Regions from separate parts of the Homo sapiens genome. Here region 1 is linked to region 2. The links are chromatin contacts, found by Hi-C or POLR2A ChIA-PET in ENCODE. All regions are on one chromosome and are shown on one strand. Each heading gives the region's core, a stretch centred on a gene start or an enhancer-like site at or near the end of the contact. The rest is flanking DNA. Distances are from core to core; before and after follow the strand shown.

Region 1 (5,312 bases), core at 2,724-5,223, 130 kb after region 2:
TGCAAGTGGTGGCTACACAGGTGTTTGCTTTACAACAACTTGCTAAGTTGAACATTTGCATTTTAAACATTTTTCTGGATGTATGTTATATTTCACAATAAGGAGGAAGACTAGAGAGAAAGGAGGAGAGAAATCAGAGCACTTACAAAACTTTCAGGTCGTTTTGCTGAAAAAGGAAGGTTGCTGGAAGGGGAAGTGAAGTTGAGAATTTTTTTTCCTGGAGCTCTTGCACTGGAAAGGGGGCTCCTTCCTGACCGCCTCTCTCTGCTCCCTGTTTTCCTATCTAGACATGGCCTCTGCCCTCCGTAGAAGGTTCCATACCAGCCAACCGGGCCACACCTTCTCCTATACCTGGTCATTTTCTTTCTCTGTCTCCTTCCCTCCCTCCCTCCCTCCCTTTTCTTGATTCCTCCCTTTTCTTGCTTTCTTTCTTGTTCTCTCTTTCTTTCCTTTTTTTTTTTTTTAAAATAAGGTCTTACTCCGTTGCCCAGGCTGGAGTGCAGTGGTGTGATCACCGCTCACTGGAGCCTCAGTCTCCTGGGCTCAAGATATCCCCCTGCCTCAGCTTCCTGAGTAGCTGGGACTATAGGCATGCACCACCACACCCAGCTAACTTTTAATTTTTTTTGTAGAGATGGGGCCTTGCTTTGTTGCCCAGGCTAGTCTTGAACTCCTGGACTCAAGCGATCCTCTTGCCTTAACTTCCCAAAGTGCTGGCATTACAGGCATGAGCCACTGCACCTGGCCTGGTCATTTCCATTTGAAGCTGGATATTGTGAATTTTACCATGCTGGATGCTGGATATTTTTGTATTATTATAAATAATCTTAGGCTGGGTGCGGTAGCTCATGCCTGTAATCCCAACACTTTGGGAGGCCGAGGCAGGCGGATAACTTGAGGCCAGGAGTTCAAGACCAGCCTGGCCAACATGGTGAAACCCCATCTCTACTAAAAATACAAAAATTAGCTGGAATGGTGGCACATGCCTGATTCCAGCGCCCACTGCACTCCAGCCTGGGCGACAGAGCGAGACTCTGCCTCAAAACAAAGCAGAAAAATAAACACATAAATAATCTTGAGCTTTTTTTCTGAGATACAATGAAGCTACTGAGAAACTGTTTGATCTTGTTGGGTCTTGCTTTTATGATTTGTTAGGTGGGCGTGGAGCAGTGCTTAGTCCAGGGCTGAGTTTAGGCTACCCACTGAGTACTGTGCCCAATGGCCAGTGAATCAGGAGTTATGCGTTCTGGCTGGTGGGAGCCCCCTGGGAGCTCCAGCTGCTGTTCTTTACTTCCATGCGGTGGCTTTTCCCTGGCCCCAGGCAGTTTCTCCACACACATGAGGTGAATAACCGAGGAGTCCCTTTGCAGATGTCCAGGGCTGTGTTTTGCCAGCTCTCTCTGTTTAGGTCCTCTGTCCTAAAAACCCTAGCCACCTTGGTCTCCCTGGGCTGTCAGCTGTGTTCCCTTCTCTCAGGGAGTCCACTCTCTTCCACCAGGGTCCCCCCCTTCCCCAGTCCCTGTGTGCTCTGCACCCTGTACATGCGATCAGGGCAGTGAGCCAGGACTGTTGAAGAACTCACCTGTTTCCCACCTCCCGTTCTACTGAAGGCTATGGGCTAGGATGCCCGTCCAGCCTGTGGGCTCAGACTATGGCACCTTTGTGGGCCCCAGGGAATGTCATCTCAAAGATACCTCTGCCCTGAGAGCCCAGCCCTGTGAGGTCTCCCTGAGCCCTTGGTCTGGAAGCAGTGGTGCCCCTGTGTGGGCTGACACTGACTGGCCACTCAGGCTCCATGCAAGGGACATCAGTCCCACGCCAGTCCCTGGCAGCCGAGGCCACAGCTGCCCCACAGCCGCTCTTGCCCCTCCTGCAAAAGGTGTGGTTTGCCTAGCTCAGGGTCTTATCTGCCCTCGCCATGTGAAGAATCTTCTGGCCCCAGACCACCAGGAGACACCACCCCTCACATTTCTTTTTTGAGCACCTGCCAGATGTAGGAAATCTTTTTAGAACTAAGAGAAGATGGAGAGAGAACAGCCAAGTCCTACCCCAGAGAGATTCCCACCTAGTGGAGGGTAAGAGGCCTGCCATCATTGCCACTGGTGGTACAATGCTGGTGCCAAGACTGTGTGCCAGGCTCGTTGCTTCGCGTCCGTTACTTCATCTCAGCAGACAACTCTCAATATCCCCATTCTACGGATGGGGAAATGAGGCTCAGAGAGGTAAGTGACTTGCTCAGGTTCACACAGCTGCACACAGCTGGACATACAGCTGCCCACACAGTAAAATGCAGGATCAGTGGCAGCAGGAGAGAGACTTGCCAGTTGGAGAGCCAGGAAGGTGCACAGAGGAGGTGGCATTGAGCTGGCTCTGGGGATGGGCAGGCCTTTTATAGAGGACTGGGAAGAAGGGCCGGGAACCAACAGTACCCCCCAAGGGAGGTTCGAATCAGGTGCTTGCCCCCAGTTGAGCCAGAGTTGGGGTGTGGAAAGGCTTGGAAAGCAGGAGAGGCTGTGGATGGAGGTGGGAGAGGCTTGGAACTGGGTCTTTGCTATCTCAGGGGCGTGGAAGGGACTTTTGAGTTTGAGAATGACGTGTCTGGAGCTCCCTGGTTCCACGGGGCTGGACCTGCTAGGGCCTGAAGCGGGTTAAGAGCAGAAATCAAAAACAGGTTTGTTTGTGAGTCAGTAGCTGGGAAAATACTGGGAAGCAGGCTTCTTGGAGCTCCCCTTCATCCTCAGCCCTGTGGATTGGGCAGCAGCCCACGCCTCCCTGCCCCAGCCACAGCCCCCCGTCAATGCCGGCGCGCAGCAGCTTTTGCTCATCCTGCCCTGGTTCCAACCCCAAGGCCATGGGGCAGCCCACTGGGCGCCTTCCTGCATGGGTGTCCCCCTTTGCTGCTGTGTCTAGACTGCAGACACAAGTGCTGGCGGGGGCCGGGGGACTGGCCAAAACTAGGGCTGAAATCATGTTCAAAACCACAGTCAAGGCGGACTTGTCAGAAATATTCCTTTCCTTGAGCCGTCGCAGCTCAGCCTCCTTGAATCACCCTGGCCACTTCCTTCCTGTGTATATCTTATGCACGCTAAGGGACGGGGCGGGTGCAACGTGTGTGTTTTTACTTCTTTTAAGTTTTGTCTATGTTTTGTCCTTTCAATGTGTTGTAGGCTGTGGGGGCGGGGCTGTTCCGAGGGGCCTTTGTCACAGTAAGGGACACTGGGGACAGCTCGGGCTTTCTCTTCAAGCTGAAAACCTTTGGTTGTGAGAATGACTAGGAGAAGGGTCTCGCTAGGGTCATGCTTAGGACCCTTCGCAGGTGGTGTGTTTAATCTCAAAACGGCCTCAAGAGGCTCTCGATCTTTTACAGGTGACAAAGAAGACAAGGAAGACAAGGAAGGTGATCCGGGAGGCTGGAGAGCTTGTCAAGGTCACAGACCCACGGTTTTCCGCCCCCTAGGGTCCAAGCTCTTTCCTGGACATCTGCAGGCAATGTCGACACGCCCTCCAGTGTCTGTGGCGGGCAAAGGATGTGTCTCCACCCCCAGACCTTCCGATCCTGTGCTGAAAGTGTCCCTCAGCCTGTTTCCTGAGAAGCCCAGGGGCTTTTGGCTTGTTACTTTTTCTTTCTCTTGAAGTAAACAGAATAAAAGAGAGTTGCTCAGACGTCTTTGGCTGTGACCCACAGGAGATGATGCAATCTCCACGGCACCCCCACATGCATGTGTATGCACAGGCGTGTACAGATATCTAAAACTGGCACCAATTTCACAAAAACACTCACCCTTATGCGAGACACATTCACCCTACACTCATCCCCCATCTCTACAGAAAATTAAAGTATACATTCATAGTTGCTGTATTCATGCATGTACAGATGTATGTACATTTATTCATGTATGTGTATAACTTATGCCATTTTCATGAAACACTCACCCTACGTGTGATACACTCCTATTTTCTAGGAATCGCCGCCCACTGAGCTTATGTCCAAACCTTAGTGGATCATAGTCTAAGTTTGGCAAACACTGAGCCGGGAGGAGTCATGTCTGCAGGGCCCCAGGAGTCCCTTAATTTGGGTCCTGATCACTCTGCTCCACCCAGTGGAGCAGGCACATGCACTTGGCCCATAAGGAAGGAAAGGAGGGCGGGGGAAAAAGGGAGGGAGGGAGGGAGGGAGGGAAGGAGGGAGCACCTCCACCATCGTAGGCAGGACCTGTGAGAGCTGAACAGGGCCAGGCAGCTAGGCACCACTCTGGGACTCTGGGGTTTCTTAGGGGATGACTTGTTTCTGGGGTCCCAGTAGGAGGAACTCAGGGTGACGCCTCCGAGGATGTGAGTGCATGTGGCAGCCGGGCCCCTCAGCCCCTCTGTGTCCTGGTATCCTCTAAATGCAGATGATGGTGAGAATCCATGCCCAGCCCGTGGCTCGGCCCATCTCTGGGAGAGCGTGTTTACCACAGCACTTGGTGTGGTAGGAGGTGAGCAGGGTGGAAGTGCTTTGCATTCACGTGGGACTTCTGGCTCTCAGTTCATCCCACCCCCAGGGCCCGGCATGAGTGAGGCAAGGGTGGGTGGGAGGGTGCAGGATGTGGGAATGCCATGTGCTGTGCACTGCTCACTTCACCCCTCGCTCGCCCCAGTTGGGGTCCCAGACCAGGAAGCTCCATTCACAGAGGTGTGGCCTGGGGCTACTGCACTGCCCAGCAGGTTGTGGGGTCCCTTTACTCTATGCTGTGTGACAATGTTACCTTCCTGGAAAGAACCCGACCAGCCCCCTTTTGCTAGTCATTACCACAGATAGGAGAGAGAACTAAATATCTAGCCAGCCATCCTCTCGGAGCTCCGGAGCTCAGGTCACCAGGCTTCAGGGACTCGCTGCCATCCTCACAGGCTTAGATCCCTGCTGCAGGGTCAGCTAGGTAACCCCTGAGGGTGGGGTGTTCAAAGTTCAGGCTGCCCCCCAGACGTGTGGAATGCCAGCCCTGACTGCCAGGGCGATCTGAGGTGGACTGACCATCCCCTGGACACTTTCATGAAGTGTGGGCACGGGCGCGACAAGTGGCCATTTATCATCCTTCCCTGCAAAGACTGGGCCAGGTTAGAGATGGACCCCAGCAGTTTCATACCCACCAAGGGCACTGGGAGCTTCCACATAGTCACTGCCAGTAGTGGCTGCTGGCTGGGGAGAGGATCTTGGAATGCTGGTCACTGGAGGCCCTCACAGGTGACTGGGAATGTGGAGGAGCAGCAGGGTGCCTCTTCTCTGCCATGCCTTATGTTGGGGTTTGCTCTGGTTCCCCTCGCAGCCACTT
Region 2 (5,403 bases), core at 1,285-3,784:
AAGCCCCCAAACATCGACCCCTCGGTGCTGGCTGGGCTGGCTGGGCGCCTCGTGCAGGCGCAGCTGGGCAGCCGTGGGGAACAGTTGGTGGGCAGCAGCCGGGAAGTCACGTCTGGAGGGCCCTGTGTGGGATGCCTCAGAGTTTCCCAGAGCTGGGTGGGGGTGGGGGCTCTCCTGAGCTGGGACCTTCTCCCATCTGGACCAGGGATGGCATTGACTCTCCCTTCCCTGCCCCTCCCCACCCCCACTGCCTTTGTTCACCTTGAGAACGCACACTTGTGCAGCCCTGCACAGCTCCCCTGCAGCCTGTGTGGGGCAAGGGCAGGGCCCTGGTGTCCAGCCCGGCTCTCAGGAACACCCTTGGCGATGCTGGGCAGGAAGCCCCTCCTCAGCTCCTCCCTTGGCAGATAAGGGTGGTGTCAATGGGCTCTCTACAGAGTCCGTCCTCTTTGGGTTGCCCTAGCATTGCTACAAACAGAGCATTCAGTAGGAAGGAACAGACCTTTTGCCCGAGTGACTTGGCCTGGATCTGAGAAAAACAGCCATCCTTCAGCCAGCAGGGACCATCCCCTGCTTCGTGGGGATGGCTGCTGTGTGTGGGCAGGCAGGGACAGCCCATCTGCCACGGCTGCCCAGTGGCGAGGTCCCTTGGGGACCCTGCCGAGAAGTGAGTGCAGGGCCTTACTGTGACCAGCTCACCAAGAGATGTTATCGGGCCTGAAGCAGGTCCCGAGGGGATTAGGCCATCTGGAGTGAGGGGCTGGCAGGGAAATTGCTTCTCGTTCACAGAAATGTTTAAGAAACAAATCCAGGAAAGGCCTGTTTTGGTTATTTTTTTTTTTGAATGACACAGTAACGTGTCAAACTTAATTTAAGAAACACCCTCAGATATTTTTATTTTTTTTTTGCATTGGATTTGCATTGAGATTTTTTAAAAATGCAAAAGGGCCTTTCTACTGGGCCTGAATCTTGCAAGATTTCTAACCCATTTCAGTCCTGTAAATAATTAGGTGCAATTGGTTGCTGAGACTGATTTTCCCAGACCCGTGGAGAAAGGCCCCAGCCGTGAGGGGCTCTGGGAACTTAGGGGACAGCACCTTATGGACACCCCTACTCAGGAAGGGATCATTGAAGAGATGCTTCTGGGCCTGGAACATTCTCCGCCATCTGGACCTTTCTGTATGCATAGAGGGGACCAGTGGGAACTGTGGGACAGAGGGAGGTCTGCACACCCTCCCTGGACACCATGAGGCCCATCTTGGGTCCCCTGAGTCCAGACCAGCCCCCAAGAAGCTCACAGTCTGGTAGGAAGCCGAGGAGGCAAACGAACAGGAACAGCCCTAAATAACTGCACAGTGCCCAGGCTGCCAGGAGAGTGTGTGGGCAGAGAAGGCTCCCAGAGCAGAAAAAGGATGCTCAAGGATGTATTCCAGGCCAGGGAGCAGCGTGTGCGGGGGCCGTGCGGAATGGCGCATTCTGCAAAATGCAATGTGGCGTCTGGCTGGGGGGCCACTCCGCACTCCCTGGCCTGGCTATGAGTCCAAGCCACCCAGGGGTGAGCTTCTGTAGAGCAGGAGTCCCTGGCTCTTCCCTGAGAGGGGACGTCATGGCCCCAGGTGTGGCTGGCAGAGGACCTGCAGGCTAGGGAAGAGGGCATGAGGTCGGCAGGTTAGAAGTGGCTGGGGAAGCACACGCAGGTCGCCTCTCTGTGGCAGTTGTCTCTTCTGTGAAGTTGAGACCGGTGGGGGAGATAAAGTACTAAGCACTGCAAATACAGAGATCCTTGGAGAAATCGAGTCACTGGAGTCTCCTCTAGGAATGGGGGGCTGCTGGGGTAGGGCCAGTTCCAGGCACGGAGGGGGCTGAGGGACACAGCAGGACAGGCTCCAGACCATCCCCAAGTGGCCTGAAGGTGACCTCGACCCCCTCAGCTGCCTTGTGTGTGTCCCTCCGGCCCTGGCCCAGAAAGGAGATGGTGCATGCCTGTTTCTAGACCTCTAGACCCCTCGTGGGGTCCCTGGGCTCTCTCTGCCAGGGACAAGCAGGGGCACCTTGCTCCCTTTACAACTCCCACTGTCCAGCGAGAGTTGGAGCTCGCTGAGTGCCACATGCCGTTAGGACCTAGGTGGGAGATGGGGGTGCCGAAGAGGGGATGGGGACTGTGGAGAAGTAGATGAAATTTCCCTAGGCTGGCTGGATGTGCCGCAAGTGTCTGAGCAGGGGCTAAGCCCACCCCCTTGAATCTCAGACGGAGCCACTGGGGCCCGGTGAGGCCCAACAATTGTCCCCAGAGCCTCAGAGTGCCTACAGGGCACAGTGGGAGGCAGCACTGAGCTGAAAGGAGCGTAATCTCTAAGCAGGTTTAACCTAAAATAGAGCCTGATAGCTCAATGACAGATGCTTAATTTGTCACAATATTTCTGTCATTATGCTGGGACAGATATTCTTGGTTTGTTCAAGAACAAGGTCTTTTTTTTTTTTTTTTTTTTTGAGTCATTATACAGCATAAAAGAGACCACACCCCAAACAAGATTGGGACAGCGCTGGGCCCCTGAGCCAAGCCAAGAGGAATCACCCCGCCCACACAACCACCCCGCCCACACAGCCTTCCCTTCCCGGAGCCACGAGCCACAACCAGGCCTACCTGGCTGGAAGAGGGGCTTCAGGGGCTGACTCCACCTGGGAGTGGGTGAGGGGAGGTGACCTCAAGCTCCTTTAAAGCCTTGCCTCTCAACTCCTCACTCCCAAATCCCTCCAAAGGAGATAAAATGACTCCTATAAAGATTAGAGATCATGCACCAGCATGAATGCATGTGAAAAGTGACAGGAACACAAATTCATGCGATGGGGGTCTCAGACTTTTGTCTACCACCAACTGAGAGTGATAAGGCCCAAGAGGGCCCCCTGCAGAGCTGCCTGCAAGAGATGTTGCTCTGCCTTCAAACGTCATGGGATGATGTGTGCTATTCAGCATACTCCTGTGTTTGTTTTCACTAGTTTGTAAAAGGCGTTTTCAAGCACTCACCATTGCCTGTGGAGTGTGGCTCACCCTCCCTGCCCACCCCAGAACACAGTTTGAGAACTAAGCTATTGAAGATGGACCCTTCCCCAAGCCCCAAGCCTAGCGCCTCTCCGTTTCTAGCCCAGCTAAGGGATGGGACCATAGCCCTGTAGCACTAGTGTGAGTGGGAGCCGGAGCCAGCCTGGCCTGCACCCCCACCCCCCAGCCAGGCACAGCCTGGAGTGGGAGGGCACCGCCTGAGAACCTGCAGGAGGAAGACCACTGGGGACGTCGCCAGAAATTGGCAGCCATGGAGACAGTGGCCCTTCCCCTCGGTGAGGCCCTGAATAGCCTTGCTAGTTCCTGCCCCCTGTATAGCCCACAAGGCCAGTCTCACCAGGGAAAATGGGACACTGCATCCCAGGCCCATGGGGACAGAGGGGTGCTGCCCGCTGGGCCTGGCTGGGCTGGCTGGGGTGGCTGCACCCAGGGGTCAGAGTTCATCTTCGGCCTTTCTCTGCAGGGTCAGGCCTGGGAGGTGCTGGCCACCACAGTCATAGTCCAACCAGCTCAGCCAGCAATGTCCAGAGTGACGCTGGCTTCATGCCACGGGACAAGGCCAGTGGTCAGGGTGGTGCCTTCCTGGGAAATGGCTCTTTTTTGGAGAGACAGCCATGATAGAATGACTTTGCAAGCTGGAAGGGCTGGGATGGGGCTGGGGTTGGGGTGGAGGTGGGGGCGAGGGTACTTAGAAAGCAATGAACAGCATCTGGTGGGGACTCACACCTGTGTTCACGCAGTGGGCACCTGTGGGCAGCTTGGCCAAATAGCCCCGAGAGACCAAGCAACTTTCCTGCCCAATGAAATGCAATCTGCTTTCTTCCTTTTCTCTAGTCATTATTTATTCATTTGAAAGATGCTTTTATGATAGAAATTCAGGGCTGCACACAGGCGTCTCTAATGAGGGCATTCGGGAGCAGAGAAGGGGACCAGGCATCCCCGCTGGGCGTGCTGGGAGAGGCTAACAGCCTTCACGCTTTGGAGAGCCCTCAGCCTGCTTCAAAGCTCCTAGCCTTTCTCAATTTCTCCTCCAAGGCATCACAGGGCAGCGGTGTGCGGATCAGATCCTACTTTTACAGGTTAGGTGGCTGAGGCCTCCATTCCCCGGGTTACAGAGACACCTGCCCGGAGGGAGCCCTGCTGGTGGCCTGCATCCTCTCCCTGGGTTCTGGCGCAGCTCACAGTCTGAAAATTACAACTCCCTGTTGTTGCTATGGTGACTGGTTGTGTTATTCTAGCCTACAGAGCTGTGTGCTCCACCTTGCCCAAGATGGTCTGTTTTTGCAGGAGAAAGTCTCTATCTCCAAGTCTCTCTCTGTGTGTGTGTGTGTGTGTGTGTGTGTGTGTGTGTGTGTGTGTGAGAGAGAGAGAGAGAGAGAGAGAGAAGAAAGGAGAGAGAGAGAAATGGGCACACTGCCCTTCCTGCTGCCCCAACCTTTTCCCTGGGCCCAGTGGACCTTCTGTCCCTGCCCAGCAGGCTGCCTGGGTCCCCAAGATACTGGCCCCATTCCTTTCATAGGACACCGACTCTGGGCCACAGGCACTGGCTGTGCAGGGGTCCTTCCTTTGTGTCTCCTTGTGAGGTCAGATCCCTGTGTCAGTGCACAAAGGGCACCCCGTTCTTGTTTCATTTGCAGACTACTCTGTGACATGGATGGACAGACCATCATCTATTTAACCAGGCTCTCTAGATGGACAGTTGGGCTGTTTCCAATCTCTGGTCATCACAAATCTGTGAAAAATAACCTTGAACATATGTCATTTTGCACATGTGGGAATATGTGTAGAATAAACTCCTAGAAGTAGCATTATTGGGAAATTAGTATCTGCATTTCTAAGTTTGGAAATTTTTGCAAATTGCTGTCCGTTGATATCATCCATTGTGAGCCTAGTACATGCTGAACACTGAACTCAACATTTTATCTGGATTATTTTATTTCGTCTCACCGTGGCCCTAAAATGGAGCTTATTCCGATGCTGGTTTTACAGATAAGCACACAGATGCTCAGAAAAACTCAGCAACATGCCAAATAGCCATCTGGGCTGGTGGGGTGGGGTCGGGATGGACCCTGAGTCTCCAGGCCCCTGTCAGGCCCTTTCCTAAGGGCACACAGGCCCAGCCCTGGGGCACCTGCCCCGCCCAGAGGGCCTGGACCCTTGACCTGTTCTCCAAGCCCCATTCAAGCATGCAAGCCTTGTGCACCAGGAGCCCGCAGACTGGCCCTCCTCACACCAGCCAGGCTCTCCTGGAACCAGTCACCGGCCACCCCATTGGGGCCTTGGGATGCACAGTCCTTCTGCCCCTGAGGCTCTCCCCCATGAGATGCTGTCCTCAGCCGGGC

Evidence for each region. Hi-C counts contacts between places; a loop is a spot of excess contacts on that map. ChIA-PET counts read pairs that join two places held with the same protein, here RNA polymerase II (POLR2A). Pooled maps may share reads with other maps.
Region 1: a loop to region 2 is called in a pooled map, with 8 times the contacts of the local background. The contact joins two enhancer-like sites. A Hi-C loop is called at or near these places in 1 of 168 maps with a recorded cell type or tissue (OCI-LY7) and 12 of 50 pooled maps. POLR2A ChIA-PET finds 5 or more read pairs at or near these places in 11 of 52 experiments (B cell, CD4-positive, alpha-beta T cell, GM12878 and 8 more).

What each region holds. Positions count from the first base shown.
Region 1 is chr15:31,432,003-31,437,314 of GRCh38, forward strand. It overlaps a transcript of KLF13 not described here. Among named protein-coding and RNA genes, the nearest start is that of KLF13, 110 kb to the left of the region's middle. RefSeq lists an enhancer at 2,846-3,365. Within about 2 kb of position 3,974, at least 34 of the 41 ENCODE cell types and tissues checked have a DNase peak (open chromatin) inside an H3K27ac peak, as active enhancers do; they include OCI-LY7, where a contact is called at or near this core.
Region 2 is chr15:31,300,962-31,306,364 of GRCh38, forward strand. No RefSeq gene overlaps it. Among named protein-coding and RNA genes, the nearest start is that of KLF13, 23 kb to the right of the region's middle. RefSeq lists enhancers at 1,310-1,992, 2,229-2,531, 2,626-5,403. Within about 2 kb of position 2,535, at least 4 of the 41 ENCODE cell types and tissues checked have a DNase peak (open chromatin) inside an H3K27ac peak, as active enhancers do; they include OCI-LY7, where a contact is called at or near this core.